Regions from separate parts of the Homo sapiens genome. Here region 2 is linked to region 1. A link is a loop called in an ENCODE intact Hi-C map of the cell type or tissue named here. Cell type or tissue: CD4-positive, alpha-beta T cell. All regions are shown on one strand.

Evidence for each region. A loop is a pair of places that touch in the nucleus more often than their neighbours do. Peaks named below come from ENCODE experiments on the same cell type or tissue, not always from the same donor. Only the 100,000 strongest peaks of a DNase experiment are listed, where the experiment ranks them.
Region 2: a loop joins it to region 1, with 4 times the contacts of the local background. A loop is called at or near these places in 14 of 110 quality-filtered maps.

Annotation. Positions count from the first base shown.
Region 1 is chrY:13,699,853-13,707,852 of GRCh38, forward strand. TMSB4Y (thymosin beta 4 Y-linked) reads left to right here and starts at 4,047. Exons shown (of 2, transcript NM_004202.3): 1 at 4,047-4,583; 2 at 5,373-6,172. The coding sequence starts at 4,484. The coding sequence ends at 5,407. In CD4-positive, alpha-beta T cell, no CTCF peak of the experiment used is centred here; DNase peaks (open chromatin) are centred at 3,949 and 4,419; H3K4me3 peaks cover 2,191 bases; H3K27ac peaks cover 1,615 bases.
Region 2 is chrY:13,475,883-13,483,882 of GRCh38, forward strand. UTY (ubiquitously transcribed tetratricopeptide repeat containing, Y-linked) reads right to left here and starts at 4,151. Exons shown (of 30, transcript NM_001258249.2): 1 at 3,632-4,151; 2 at 3,372-3,435. The coding sequence starts at 3,783. MIR12120 (microRNA 12120) reads left to right here and starts at 3,295; the gene lies at 3,295-3,384. In CD4-positive, alpha-beta T cell, no CTCF peak of the experiment used is centred here; DNase peaks (open chromatin) are centred at 2,669, 3,679 and 4,179; H3K4me3 peaks cover 3,523 bases; H3K27ac peaks cover 2,806 bases.

The sequences.
Region 1 (8,000 bases):
CAAGCAAGGTTGTTGTTGTTGTTCTTCTGTTTCTCCTCCTCTTTCTTCTCCTTTTCTTCTGGTAAGTTCTCTACAGCAAATTAAATAGGTTAATTTTTAACCTATTTAATTTTCATGAACTTAGATTTCAGTAGGCACTGTGGCCAATGAGATGAGGAAGAAGTTCAGGCTAAAGTGTTTTTTATTCAGCTTACATTGGAGAGCCCTCAGTCCGGAGTGCACCACGCAACCTGGAGTTACTAAGGGCCTTTTGCACTATCTCTGCCTGTCTTCCAAATTGGGATTGAAAACTCCTCTCTTAATGGTGATTGTGCTCAGCATATTCTAACTGACTTATACGTGTTATTTTCCTTGGGACAAGAATTTTCTCTAAAATCTAGAATAGTAATACTAAATGGATTTAATTATCTGCAGAAGAAAATAAGCTGATTAGAGTCTAAAGTAGCTCCGTCACTTAAGAAAGTCAATTTAATGAAGTGTGAGAACTGTTCATTGAGCAACTACTATCCTCCAGACATTGTGGAAAGCAAAACAGCCTCCTCTTCTTACAGTGTTCCTGGTGATTCTCAGGCACAGAATAGGGAAATAAACGTGAGAACTTTTATGTGCCCTTTAGTATATATAACGGGGTTATCTCAGTACTTTGTTATAGAAAGCCATAACTCATAACTCTGTTACCTACATAAGGGTTCTTTAGGCCTCAGTTTTGTCATCTATAAACCTCTCTTTATGGAGAGGCAGTAGAAATGAAATGAAAAAAATTGTAAAACTCACAAAACTTGACTTTTAGAAGGTGTCAACCAATAGGAACTCGTATATTTTATTCACTGTAAAACTAACAAAAGACCTGATTTTTACTGGTACTTTATAAGACAAATCATAATATCAAGACATCTAAAATGTTTAATTTATTCTAAACAGTAAAACAGTTACTTTATTATTTTGTCCCCAACCTTCCATCCTAATAATACTAACAGTGCAATGAGCTTACTAATTGTCATGCACTCCAGAGCATTTAATCCTCCCAATCTGTGAGGTCGGTACTGCAATGAACCCATTTTATAGATGAGAAAACTCTAGCACAAAAAGATTCATTCACATGGCCAGTCATGTAACTTTTAAAAATATTCCTTTGGTTTGCACTTCCTTGTATCTGAACAACCCTTCCCTTTCCATTCTCTGTAGGTTTCCTGACCAGTTGGCAGGTCAAGCCCAATCAAGGGAACTCTTTTCTTTTAAGCAGGTCACCTCTCTCTCTTCTCTTTGTTCCCACCTGCCTATCGGTGTCTCCGCACAGTGGAAAGCTGCTTGCTACCGCACTGGAAAACTTCTCCAGACGTTTCCAAGTTTGCATTCGACCGTCTCCTTTAGGGAATTGATTCAGTGAGGCCTAACCCTTTCTGAGAAAAGCCTTTGGGAGAAGAGGCCACAAGAAGGTAGTGGCACTCCTTTGTCATCAGGAGACATGGGGAGGAAATAAATGACTTTCTACAGCAGCTGGGTGAGGGGAAATGGAATCGCAGAATCTGCGGGAACGGTGTAGGTACAACGGCAGCTGCAGGCTGAACGGGCGAAAAGCCACCCTGCAAGATCTTTTCTGTTTCAACGATGAAGTGGACTCCCAACATGGAACAGGGAAGGGGGACTGTTACCAGACAGGTGACATTCGGTGCACGCACGAACAGGTCCTGTGCCCCATTCGGAGGGCAAGAAGGCAGCCACCCAGCAGAACATTACCTAGGGAACCAGATGGCACCTGCCTCTGCTCATCCCCACCTTCTTCCTCCCTAGGAAAAAGGAAGTCAAGCAATTGAAGAAACGGGGAAGTCTGTGACTCTAATCCCCAGCGACACAAAAACCTGTGCCATCAAAATAATTAGCAACGGATTTCTAAAAAACATTTGCTCAGGTTACAGAAAAAAAGAAATATTTTACACACTGCCTTGTCTCAGAAATAATCACAGTTAGGCCTCTTTGTAACCGGCGGGTCTTCCTTTCACACGCCATTTGCAGGCGCAGGACATGGTATTTGTAACTAATTTCCATTAGCAAGTGGGTCACTGGAATTCACAGTCAGGTGTCATTTTGAAAAGTGCTTCCCTCTACCCAAATCTTTTATATTTCCAGATGCAGTTGCACTTCGGAGATGTCCTAGTGCTGGAAGCACTCCCTTAAAAATATAGTTTGATTTTTGAATTTTATCTTATGATGTTAGAGGTAATGGGACTATAGTCTTTGGAATTCAACACAGTCCTTCTTAGCAATCACTCTGACAATTTATGAATATAAAAAACAAGAAGGAAAAGAATTTCCTCATTGTCAGGCAGTAAGTCAATGGCAGAGCTTCAAATTGACTTATTTTGCTAAGAGGGAGCTATAAACTCCAGACAAATTACTCTACACCCAGAGTGTAGAGTACAATATTACCCTACACTCAATATTACTGTTGAGTGCCTACAAAAATTATGCTAATGAAACAATATGGATGTTACAAGGCTGAAAGTTTCTCTTTTAAAATCACTGAGGGTTGCTTTACCTTCTGCCAAAGGCAAGAGGAACGCCAGTGAGGAAGAGGTCCGGGGTGGGGCGCATAGGCCTCCACTGGTCTGAAAGCTGAGTCACAGGAATGATATCCCTGTAGCTGACCAGGCACTCCAGGGAGGGACACCGCGCCTTTGCGTGCGTATGTCCTCAGTAGGTAAAGCCAGTTTCTCAGTAAAACAATGCCTGTTACCCTAGGTATTACTCCGACCCTTAAATAATATGCACCAGTCCGCAAGAGCAATTTTTACGCTCCTGTTGTAAAAGGGGAAAATGCGTTTTGAAGGAAGTGTTGGAAGGTGCTTTGCTCATTTTATCTTTCGCCATCGTTGTGGTTAGGGGGCAATGGTGCACCTAGGGTGGCGTTGGGGCTCCCCAACCGCCCGGCAGCTTTCAGACGCCCTTCCGAGACGTGGAGCGAAAGACTTAAGCGGGCCTGTGGGTGACATCAACTCATTTACATAGGAGGGCTATAAAGTAGCGCCTGCCCATCCCGTCCTGGCAACTCCGCGGTGGACACTGTGTAGACTAGATTTCACTCCCTTACGCGCCTGGCTTAGGTAAGCCCCAGGGCCCCTGCATCCTTACTCCTTCTACCCTCCCCTTCATGCCGCGCTTGCCCCTTCATTATTCGCGTCCCTGTGAAGACATCCCCTAAAGCCAAGCCGAGTGATTATCCCCGGGAAAGCTGCCTTGGGGAGGTGGGGATGCGAAACACCCTAGATGCTGGGTAATGCGGTGGGGAAATCGATGATTTAAGAACAAAGCAAATAAACCGGCGTTTATGTACTGCCGCTCGGAGGGTTCGTGTTAAAATTTCTTAGTGTGCCGAGGCGGGCGGATCACGAGGTCAGGAGATGAAGACCATCCCGGCTAAAACGGTGAAACCCCGTCTCTACTAAAAATACAAAAAATTAGCCGGGCGTAGTGGCGGGCGCCTGTAGTCCCAGCTACTTGGGAGGCTGAGGCAGGAGAATGGCGTGAACCCGGGAGGCGGAGCTTGCAGTGAGCCGAAATCCCGCCACTGCACTCCAGCCTGGGCGACAGAGCGAGTCTCCGTCTCAAAAAAAAAAAAAAAAAAAAAAAAAAAAAAAAAAAAAAAAAAAAAAAAAAAAAAAAATTTCTTAGTGTTTGCTCTCAAAGGTATTGTGCGTTGTCTTGGAGGCTGAGATGTGGGAACAGACAGATCCTTTGTTCTGAGGCTCACTCATCTCCCGAGCCCCGAGCCGTCTCCCAGCCTCAGACGGCTCTGCGGGCTGCATCTGTGCAGCCTGGCAGCGGCGGCGCTGCGCTGTGACATTTTCACAGCCCTTCTTGCAGAGGCATGTGTGCTAGGGATGCCGAAATGCCGAGAGCGCCGGCAGGACTAGCTTCCGGGCCGCGCTTTGTGTGCTGGGCTGCAGTGTGGCGCGGGCGAGGAAGCTGGTAGGGCGGTTGTCGCAAGCTCCAGCTGCAGCCTCCGCCTACGTGAGAAGACTAGAAAGCGGGCGCAGGACCAGGCCTGCGTTGTTTGCAGAGAGGCCGTGGCTACAAAATGGAAGTGCTTTTGCGACCTGGGCTCCATTTTAGGAATTCTTGCCCGATTTTAACCACTTGAACGCGGAAGTGGCTTTCCTATTCTCTTCCAAGCCAGCCTTTAATTTTAAACGCTGTAATTAACAGTTCACAGGGGTCAAATTCCTTTATTCCGGAACATTCCACTTTGAGAGGGATCTGTCCTCTTTGGTCCCCTGCGTTTTCAAATATTTGAGGAAAGGTGTCGCCTCTTTTTCTGTGGAAAGAGGAAGCTCATGAGCGCGAAACAGCAGGGGACGGAGGGCGAGAAGGGCTTTCTCAGGTTGCGGGTCGGAGGGCAGAAGCACAGTTCCCAGTACAGAGACCCGGACAGGTGGCTGTTTCTCACGCTCACTTTGGATTGCTCCCTACGGCTTCCTCCGCAGCCATGTCTGACAAACCTGGTATGGCTGAGATCGAGAAATTCGATAAGTCGAAACTGAAGAAGACAGAAACGCAAGAGAAGAATCCATTGTCTTCCAAAGAAAGTAAGCTCCGATCCTCCCCCATCTTTAGAAAGGCTGGAATGCGAGCGGGCGGTGGGAGGGCGGGAGACTGGGAGCTGCCACGGGAAGAATTCGGGAGGCAGGGGAGGGCGCTCAAGGAGCAGATAGTTGGTGAATGTGGCTTGCAAAGGTTAATTAAAAATCAGATAACTTTTAGTGCAGTAATCCCAACACTTCGGAAGACCAAGGCGGGGATCACCTGAGGTCAGGAGTTCGAAACCAGCCTGAGGAAACCTCGTCTCTACAAAAAATACAAAATTAACTTGGTTTGCTGGAGGGCGCCTGTAATCCCAGTTACTTGGGAGGCTGAGGCAGAAGCATTGCTTGAACCTGGGAGGGGAAGTTGCAGTGAGCCCAGATCCTGCCACTGCACTCTAGTATGGGTGACAGAGGGAGACTTCATCTCAACCAAAACAAAAACAAACAAAACAATAGGGCGATCCTTAAGGGGGAAGGTTGCATGAACACAGGGTTCATTAATTTAATAATGCAATATTTAATGCGCTATAATAATATACAAACACATTTATCACTGAAAATGTACGGCTATTTAATATACTCAATATACATTTTTTATTTGATTATGACATGCCTAGCTAGGTACACTTGCAGAACGTTTAGGATATGACAAGATGTTGCAAATGAAAGCCCCTTAATTCCATATTAGGCTGTACTGAAACCCCTTAATCATCCCATCCATATTAGGCTGTACTGAAACCCCTTAATCATCCCACTCCATCTTTTTCCTTTTCTGTTTTTTTCTGGTCGCAGCTATCGAACAGGAGAGGCAAGCAGGCGAATCTTAAACAGGCATGTGCCACCAATATCTACTGTACATTCTACAAGCATTGCTTTCTTATTTTACTTCTTTTACTTGTTTAACTTGGTTAGATGCAAACACGTTGGATGAGTTTGAAAGGACTATGCTGCCCTTTTGACATCAAAGACCTGCTGACAATGGAGGCCACGCCTGCTTCTCCCATCGCCTGTCTGGCTGGCAGGGAAGGAAAATAGCTTGAATGTTGGTGAAAGACTTAGCGGAGTGGGAGGGCAGTGAAATCTAGAGTAAAACCAAGTTGGGCCAAGTGTCCTGCAGAATCTAAAATGAAGTTTAATCAGCGTGCCATTTTTGTTGTTGTTTGAAAGATTTTAATTTTTGGAATGCACAGTTTTTATTTAAAAAAGACATTTTTAAACCACTGCTTGTGAGATTGCTTGTTGATTGGAAAGAGTGTTTTATTCACCATTTAAACGTTTGCAAAGTGGCGTGCCCCTTGGCCTCACAGGCAAAGAATAACTTAAAAGCTGACGATTTGAATAAATTATGTTACAGTATGAAATATGTTTTACCTGGATATGTAAAATACCTTCTTTATTCTAGCTAATTGGGAGATGATTTTTTTTGGCTAATTGAGATTACCTTTAGATTATGTTTTCAAAACTGGCTTATACTGTAATCTACAACTAATAAGCACTAATTTAGAGTTCAGCTATATTGTTGCATGTAGTGAGAAGGGACTTAATTACAAACTTAAGACGTAAGTGTGCAATAAAGTAAGCTAAGAAGAAAATATGCTTCTAAGACCTGTATTTACTTGGTTTATATTTTCCTTAGCTTTTTATGTAACGTTTTATCTGTGGTCACATTGACATGCTTGGGCTATCCCTACTCCTGGCTTCTGAGACCGGTGGGCAGGGTTCATGCATGCACTGTGCGCGTGCACTCTTCATTGTGGGCATGCACTGTGTACTCTTCCTTCTATTTCCCAAAGTGCCTCACATAGTAATGGACATACATGATGGCTTTAATATACACTTTGCCCCCGTAGTTGTTGGAGAGTTATTAAACATGCTTCTTTTGAGGTCCCTTTGAACACATGCATATCATGTGAAATAGTACAATATTAAATATATTTTTAAAATGTATTTACACAGGAATTTGCCACTGTTTTTGATTGTGCTGATTTGAATCAATACGTATAGTCAATTATATACTATTATATATTATTAGTCCAGAGCATTAGATCATTAGTTCATTCAGCCAGTATTTATTGAGTGCCTCCAACATGACAGGTGTCTTTTTTTTGAGACGGAGTTTTGCTCTGTCGCTTGGGCTAGAGTCTAGTGATGCGATCTCGGCTCACTGCAACCTCCGCCTCCCGGTTCAAGCAATTCTCCTGCTTCAGCCTCCTGAGTAACTGGGATTACAGGCTGCACCACCATGCTGGGCTAATTTTTGTATTTTTAGTAGAGAGAGGGTTTCACCACCTTGGCTAGACTGGTCTTGAACTCCTGACCTCAGGTGATCCACCTGCCTTGGCCACCCAAAGTGCTGGGATTACAGGCCTGAGCCACTTTGCCTGGCCCATGCCAGCTATTTTTATATGCCATAAGAAATACAGCCTTAACTAAAAAGATAGTATCTTACATTGTGTTTCCTTCATCAGCTAGAAGATGTCCTTTTCCTCTAAATCTGATTATGAACGTTTTTATATTTATTTTAGTTATTTATTTTTGTGAGATGGAGTCTTGCTCTGTCACCCAGGCTGGAGTGCAGTGGTGCGATCTTGGCTCATTCCAAGCTCCGTCTACCTGTTCAAACTATTCTCTTGCTTCAGCCTCCTGCATAGCTGGGACTACAGGCGCTCAACCACGAAGCACAGCTAATTTTTGTATTTTTAGTAGAGATGGTATTTCTCCATGTTGGCCAGGCTGGTCTCGAACTCTTGACCTCAGGTGATCCACCCGCCTTGGCCTCCCAAAGTGCTGGGATTACAGGCTTGAGTCACTGCACCCAGCTGAATGTTTTTATAAAGGTATCTAAAATTATTATATCCAGATTTCTCCAAAGCTCAATGGTCAATGAATTCTGATGGAAACCAACTGATGACTTGCATTGCAGTAAAATATTTTATGAGCATACACAAATTGGACATTATAACTGTTGTCTGATATCTTCCAAGAATTCTGAGGAATGCTCCAGATCTAGAAGTGAGTGGAATGGATGGATGCCATTTTAAAATCTTTTACTAAGACTTTGTTATGTAGATGTTGTATTTTTTGAAGAACACTTTCCTGGTAAATTCTTGCCATTCTTGTGTTAGTCTTGTGGGATTGTTGTGGGCAAAAACAGTAGCTCACATGTTAAAGTCCTTCAAAGAACTTAGAAAAATAATAAAACCACGTGGATAATTTGGTCACTTTTTTGTAGGATTTTACAATTTTGAACCTTGGCTAGAGGAGCAAGTTATGGTTGTGATCCACTGAAGGCATTAGAGCTATTCCTGTCACATTATTATCAAACAGGAAATTATGTCTTTCTTCATTACCATATTGAGCTTTTAAGTTGCTGATATCCTTTAGCTACATGAACACCTCATGATAATGTCCCAATTTAGA
Region 2 (8,000 bases), 220 kb before region 1:
CCAAGCATGGTGGTGGATACCTGTAATCCCAGCTACTTGGGAGGCTGAGGCAGGAGAATCACTTGAACCCAGAACACAGAGGTTGCAGTGAGGTGAGACCGCACTATTCCACTCCAGCCAGGGCAACAAGAGTGAAACTCCATCTCGGGGGAAAAAAAAGTAAAGTAAACCAATACCAGAAAAGTGCCCATTTATTATCACATAGTTTGGAACTGTGCCTAGATATCAAAATATTTTCTATAATTGCTTCAGATATGTATGTCCAACGTTGTACCCAAATTTTCTATTAGCATTCTTACATAATGCCTACTTAATACTTTGTCCAGTAATACGTAAACAATAACAACTCTAATTGTTTGGAAGACAACATCCAAACTGTTCCTGATACACCAAATTAAAGACCTAATTCTAAATAACAAAACATGACATTATTTCTATAGTTGCTTTTTTAACTCAAAACACTATTTTTACAACTGGAAATGAAGTTCTACAGGTTACAGGTTAGCAAACAAAACGCATATAACGCAAGATCTTAAATATCACCTTTCAAATATTACAGTATAAAAAACCACTCAAAGCATTTTAATAGGCGTTTCTCCTGTTAATGCCTCTAGCATTATATTGAAGGCATACTGTAATAGTAATATTCTATTTGACAGAGTGAAACTCTATCATAATACAAACAAAATCAACCTAAAACGTTTTCCAACATGAAATAAAAGTTACTATTGCTAAAATCTGTTTTTCACTTAATTGAACTGCGTATTATTTAAATACGAGCAAGTTATTAAGCTTCAACCAAAAAGTTTTTGCTGAAAAGTATTTACACTAATTCAGATGACAATCTTATAAAAATTAATAAAAATCTTATAAAACATAAGTTACAGAATTTTAAGGAAATCTATTGTTACAACCATCCTAATGGTTTGATATGCGGGTTCACGTATGAGGTCAAAAAAAAAAAAAATCAGAGAAACTAGTCGTTGGGATAGAGCATCCTCAATGTCCAGAAAACTTGACAGGGAAAAAAGCATATTTATAACAATATTTTAAACCTTTAGAAGCTTGTAAAACAATACTGACATTAGTAAAATCTATAAATAAAACTTTCATAGAAAACATAAATACGAATAAAAACTGAAATATCAGTGAAATAGATCATTCTAAGAACTTTTTTAAAAAACAGTGATATATGCAAAGCTCTGTGAGAAAGGGAAAAAATACTTTATTATACATACTGTAGAATAATTTGTCTTGGAGAACAGGTACTATGGTTTGAATATGTCCCCCAAAGTTCATGCATTGAAAACATAATCCTCAATGCAACAGTGTTGTGAAATGATGTCTTTAAGATTTGACAACATCATAAGCAGGCTGCTCTCATGGATGGGTTAATGTCATAGTGAGGATAGGTTCATTACAGAGAGTTAGGCATCCCCCATCTCTTGCACTGTGATATACTTTCTTGCCCTTCCACCTTCTCCAAAGAATGATGCAGCACTAAAGCCCTCATGAAACGCAGCCCCTTGATCCTGGACTTCCCAGCCTTCAGAATCCTGAGCCAAATGAAGTGAAATTGAGTTAATATTTTTTTCATTTCAAAAAAGTCACTGCAGTTTAATATACGGCATTACTCAGTGTTTTATGAAGCTACAGTTCTCCCCAAACATAATGAAACCACTTTCTCATATTTAAAATGTTACTGTAATCAAAATTGGAAAGGATCAATATGTGAAAAAAAAATTCCTTAAAATTTAAACCCCATATTGTCTATCTGAAAAGTTCATTCCAAACTAAAATGTTAACCACAACCCACTGAGAATTTATCCTAACTCCAGCATATGAAGATTTAAAGTTCTCAACCAGTATTTTCCCACATTATCCCAGAAAACATCAAATTACTTTTATTTCATTATCATAACTATTTTAAACATTAAGGCAGATCGAGTCACTGTTGCTTAAATCGTATCATTGATACTATAACATGTTTTTCATAAAGCTATTTTCACTTGCATAATCAAAGTTTAACTCATGTTTCATTTATCAGTCAAATAAAGTGGATTTACTAACTATATATATACACATTATACATACATATATATATTACATTTTAGTTTTCTGATCAGTATTTGCCCCCAAAACAAACATACAAAGGAGATTATAGGTAAAAGAACTCAGCGTCTGTACTGAATTAAACTACAAAGTAAAACGTCTTGGTAAGTAAAATGTTCATCCTGAGAAAATAATTAGTATTTCCTTGTCAAATACAATAATAAACTGAAATTCTTAACTACTGGCTTCAGCATCTAAAAGATGGCGCGATTGTTGTACCGTTCTTATTTCACGGGACCAATTGACAACATACAAATACTTTAACAAGATTTTGGTGAGAGGGTAAAAAACGATACACACAGGAATATTCCAGGGCCAAGTTACGCAACAATTCACGTGGGAGTAACTAAACATGCTGCAATTAATAAGCACATATAGGTTTAAAAATGCTGCTGTCAATGTTGGAGATAACGCAAGAATTCTACTTTTAAATAATAATAATTTTTAATAAGCAACATGAAGCTACGTCAGCGCTCTTTACGGTCTATTCCTTGCTAAGGTTTCCGGGTTAATACCTCCACCCTCTTCCCAAGCTTCCCCCTTTATTGCTCCTCCCCCTTTTTACCCGCCATCTTGGCTGATAGGAGCAGCCATTAACTAAACGACAGTGCCAACTTTTCACACAAACAACAAATTCTTCCCACTGTGAGCATGACACCTAAGAAACAAGGTTCCTGAATGGAAAAAGCACACACATTCATGAAATCACATTTGCAGCACTGTGCATCCTAAAAAAGTCAACAAATCACTAAACTTCAGGCTAAACATACACGCATCAGTTTATAGGTCAAATATCTACTGCAAACTCTTCACCGCTGTAACTTACTTGCTACTTACACTTAGGACACCAGGGATATTTTTTTTAAAAAGGCAAAAAAATGTTTAAAATTAGACACCAAGAGCCAAATACCAAAAGGCGAGGGGAAGAAGCAGGAAGTTATGAATTTTGAAAACTGTACACATTCACTATTTGTGACGCTAAAATTCAGGAACAAAAGGCCCTAAAGTAACAGGCATGTGGTGTAGACCCGGTTTAGCCCGGTCCCAAAGCGTCCGATTTTTTTTTTCCTCAGAGTAGAAGGGAGTCTGGAGCAAGGGGCGAAGTATTCCAGAGTACGGGGACAGCAAAGGCAAGAAACACTTTTCCGACCCCTTGGCCATGGAGCAGAGCCAAAATAAATACTGGCTGGGCGGTAAGGAACGCGGGGCCTTGGTAGAGCAAAGTGCGGACCAAAGACTTTGCGTCTGGTTGCTTTTACCTTGCCTAGTAGGGTCTTCGTTCTGGCGCCATCTTCATGAAGCCTCACGAACCCGAAGAGACGGCTGTAGAGAGAGAGACACAGAGCTTGTTAATGGTCTGAGAAAGCCAGTGACTTGCTCCTTCCCGAGTCCAAGAGCGACAGCGACAGATTGGTGAGTGCCAAGCTGAGGATGACCCCGTCATCAACGTGGGCAAGCTGCGTCCAGGCCTTCCCGGAGAGTATCGCCAGCCAACCAGGCGGGTGATGGAGGTGCGTACCTGTCCATGCCACCAAGCGCCTCCCTTTCCTCGACTGTCAGGCTAACAGACTCCTCTTCACTCTCGCGGCTCGCTTTTCCTTCCGCCATTTTCTTTGCCTCATCACCGAAGGCAACAGCGGCGGTAGTGAGCGACACTGCGCAGGATTTCATGGAAACAACAAATTTCCAAGTCCCACGACGATACCCAACCTTAATCGAGTAGTTGAAAAGACGCCTTCAATCGCTGCTTGAGACTGTGACGCCAATTTTATCGCCTCCTCAGCGGCTGCAAGGAAAAAAGCTGAGGCAAAGACTTAAGCTACCGAAGCACGGGCAGCGGAACTCGGCTACCTGGATCACATCTGGGAAACTACAGGGAAGGCAGAAGCTCGCAGTGCTGGAGAGCACAGCAGAATTTCTTAAAATCACAAACTTTGCCAGCACCAGCACAAAGTTGTAATTGTGTCACGGGCGAACCCCACGCAGCCGCCGCGACCTCCCCGCTCCCAACCACTTAGTTGTAGCCAATCTAGGCGACTGATTCGTCTCACGTGATCTTTGTTGACTTACGTCAGGCATTGCTCCACTGTACTCCTAGGCTGCTGGGACCCCGCCCAGCCAGTTCGCCAAGGACCTAGGAACATGACAGAGGCTGACTGATTCTGACCGCTGGTTGGTTGATGGTCACGTCTATGGAGAAAAGGGTAGTCTCTGGGATGGAACAACCTGTAGGTTGTGCTAGTTAAATGCATTAAGATAGAAAATGGAGTGTCTGTGCTGGGTGTTTTTGCAGTTGCGATACGCTTGAAGGGGAAGAGAGCGATGGGAAGGGCGGCATCGGGCATCACCCACGGGGCGCAAATGCGAAAAGAGGACACCATGGACTTTAGGAGAGTCCGTAATGAGGCTCCCACTGTCACAAGCCTTGCGAATGCGAGACCTTGCGGGGCATGGCAGGGAAGCTGCGCAGGCCCTAAACCTTCACCCTCAAGACTTTTGGCCCTAAGGCCTTGTCACCTCCATAGGCTGGTTCTTTGCCCATTTCCTCTCCACTGACCAAGTCTAAAGAGAAGGCATAATATCTTATGACCTCAGTCGGTAAGCCAGGCCCTAGGGAATCAACGTGGCAACTGCATTTATCAGTTCATGATATTATCTAAACAACAAACGATGAGCAAAAAAAAAAAAAAAAAAAAAAGTTACTCCACAAACCCAAAATGTTTATTTCTATTGTGATAATGATAATTCCGTGAGGTCTCAGTAAGAGTAGGAGCTTCTGTGGACAGGAATTATAAGAACAATAATTAAGACCTTCATCACACTTTCAAGATGCAGTAACCCTTAGAAAAGAAAAAAACACCACTTTTTTCTTACTTTCTCAATTGTAACCAAAATTATAAATAATAGGTAAAAGAATTTATTTCTGAACCCCAAATATCTGAGAGAGGTCTTAGTCAATTTAAAAAGTTTATTTTGCAAGACTTACCCATGATACATTTGCCCAAGGTGGTCAGGGCACAGCTTGCTTTTGTACGTTTTAGGGAAACATGATTGGTTCGGTCAGGTAAGAGGGACAGCTCGAAGCGGGGGCTTCCATGTTAGAAATAGATAAGAGACAGGTCGGGCGCTGTGGTTTACGCCAGTAATCCCAGCACTTTGGGAGGCCGAGGCGGGCAGATGACCTAACGTTGGGAGTTTCAGACCAGCGTCACCAACATGGAAAAACCCCGTCTCTACTAAAAATACAAAATTAACAGAGCATGGTGGCGCATGCCTGTAATCTCAGCTACTCTGAAGACTGAGGCAGGCGAATCGCTTGAACCCAAGAGGCGGAGGTTGCGGTGAGCCGAGATGGCACCATTGCATTCCAGCCTGGGCAACAAGAGCAAAACTCCGTCTCAAAAAAAAAAAAAAAAAAAAAAATGTAGATAAGAGACAAGAGTTTGCATGCTTTTGAGTCCTTGATCAGCCTCCTACTGAATACAGAATTTAGTCCGGCTAGTAACTCTGTATTTTTACATAAATAAATAATAAGGCAGAGGAAGCAATCAGATATGCAGTTGTCTCTTGTGCGCCTCACAGGGATAACTTTGAGTTGGGTCTGTCCTTTGTCCACAAGGAATTTCCTTGTGGGCACGTTGTGAGGAACGTATGTAGCTTCTTATCTTTGTACGTATCTTATTTAGGAATAAAATGGGAGGCAAGTTTAGTGACATAGTTCCCAGCTTGACTTTTCCGTTACTTAGTGATTTTGGGATCCCAAGATTAATTTTTTTTTCTCATATTATATGGCATATGTATGTTGAGGAATTGTGTATATTTTTCTATGTAAAGAATCTATAAAAAGTCTCATATATATTAAACGCCTCTGTTGATTACTGTTTTCAAAAGACAAATTGCATAATATTCCATGTATCAAATAGTTTACTGGTTATACCTCCAGATATTAGATATTACAAAAATGTTAATTATTAATGGCATTAGGGGAAATGTTCCTTTATAAGTGAAGAAATGGTATCTTTTTTTAAGTAATAGATTTGCCTCCTCCAAAAATAGGTATTATATATTTAAACTTTGATGTTTAAATGAGAGGACAGTTTAGAACTTCCAGACAAAAAACTATAACACTAGTGAGAGTTTTGGAAATCCCAGCTGATTTTGCTCAGTAACACGTGTTTTCATTGTTATTTTGAAACTAACAACTAACTCTGATTTTATAGATTATAGTCTATCATGTTCTTTACTCATTCCATTTCAGTTGAATCGCTACACCACAGAATATTTTCAGTAGCTGTACTATTGAAAATGTTATATTAATTGTCATAAGTATATTAGTAAGTATATTAATTGTCATAGTGGTGGCCATCACACCAAGAGGTTTTTGATAATATGCATACATTTGCACAAGCAGACATTCAAATAATGTAGAATATGGCCTTTTCCAGGAATAAGGCCTACCTGTCTCACTTGAGGCAGGTAATTATTACAAAGTGATAGAGCAACATAGAGGTGGGACAGAAATTGCAGTAAAGAATGAATTTGAATTCTGGCTCTGTACAGGCTGTACCTTGGAAAAATTAGCTAATCTCTAACCCAACATTATATATCGAATGTAAATACAAAGCTGCATCCATCCTCATACCTTCATGTACATTTGGCAGATTATAAATCAGACAGTATATAACATTAAGGCCTTACATTCTATGTAACTTTTTGGATCTTACCTGGTTTATAAAATGTAACTACAAAAGATACAAAAATATGTATACTGATAAAAGGCTTATTATTTGTACCCTTTGTAGTGTATAATTTGTCACATGTATGTGAAATGGGTATAAAGCATTCAGATTTAGGTTATTCCCTGAAGAGACTAGACTAATGACTTTATATTATTTTTAAAAAAAAATTTAGTATAACAACACATGGAAGGTAGGGTGGTATAGCAAAAGAAGAAGTAACAAAAATGAGCATTAATTATCGGAAAATTAGAGGATATAACCATTTAACCTGATATATGTGAATGCATGTAGCTTATTTTTTAAATTTATTTATTTATTATACTTTAAGTTCTGGGATACATGTGCAGAACGTGCAGGTTTGTTACACAGGTATATATGTGCCATGGTAGTTTCCTGCACCAATCAACCTGTCATCTAGATTTTAAGCTCTTCATTCATTAGGTATTTGTTCTAATGTTCTCCTTCCCCTTGAACCCCACCCCCGATAGGGCCCAAGTGTGTGATGTTCCCCTCCCTGTGTCCGTCTGTTCTCATTGTTCAATTCCCAATTATGAGTGAGAATATGTGGTGTTTGGTTTTCTATTCCTGTGTTAGTTTGCTGAGAATCATGGCTTCTGGCTTCATTCATGTCCCTGCAAAGGATATTAACTCATTCTTTTTTTATGGCTGCATAGAATTCTATGTTATGTATATGCTGGATTTTGTTTATCCAGTCTATCATTGATAGGCATTTGGGTTGGTTCCAAGTCTTTGCTATTGTAAATAGTGCTGCAGTACACATACATGGGCATGTGTCTTTATAGTAGAATAATTTATAATCCTTTGGGTGTATACCCAGTAATAGGATTGCTGGGTCAGATAGTATTTTTGGTTCGAGATACCTGAGGAGTTGCCACACTGTCTTCTACAATGGTTGAAATAATTTACACTTCCACCAACAGCATAAAAGCATTCCTGTTTCTCCATGTACTTGCAAGTATCTGTTGTTTCCTGACTTTTTTTTTGAGATGGAGTCTCTGTTGCCCAGAGTGCAGTGGCGTGATCTCAGCTCACTGCAAGCCCCGCCTCCCGGGTTCATGCCTTTCTCCTGCCTCAGCCTCCCAAGTAGCTGGGACTACAGGTGCCCACCACTGCACCCGGCTAACTTTT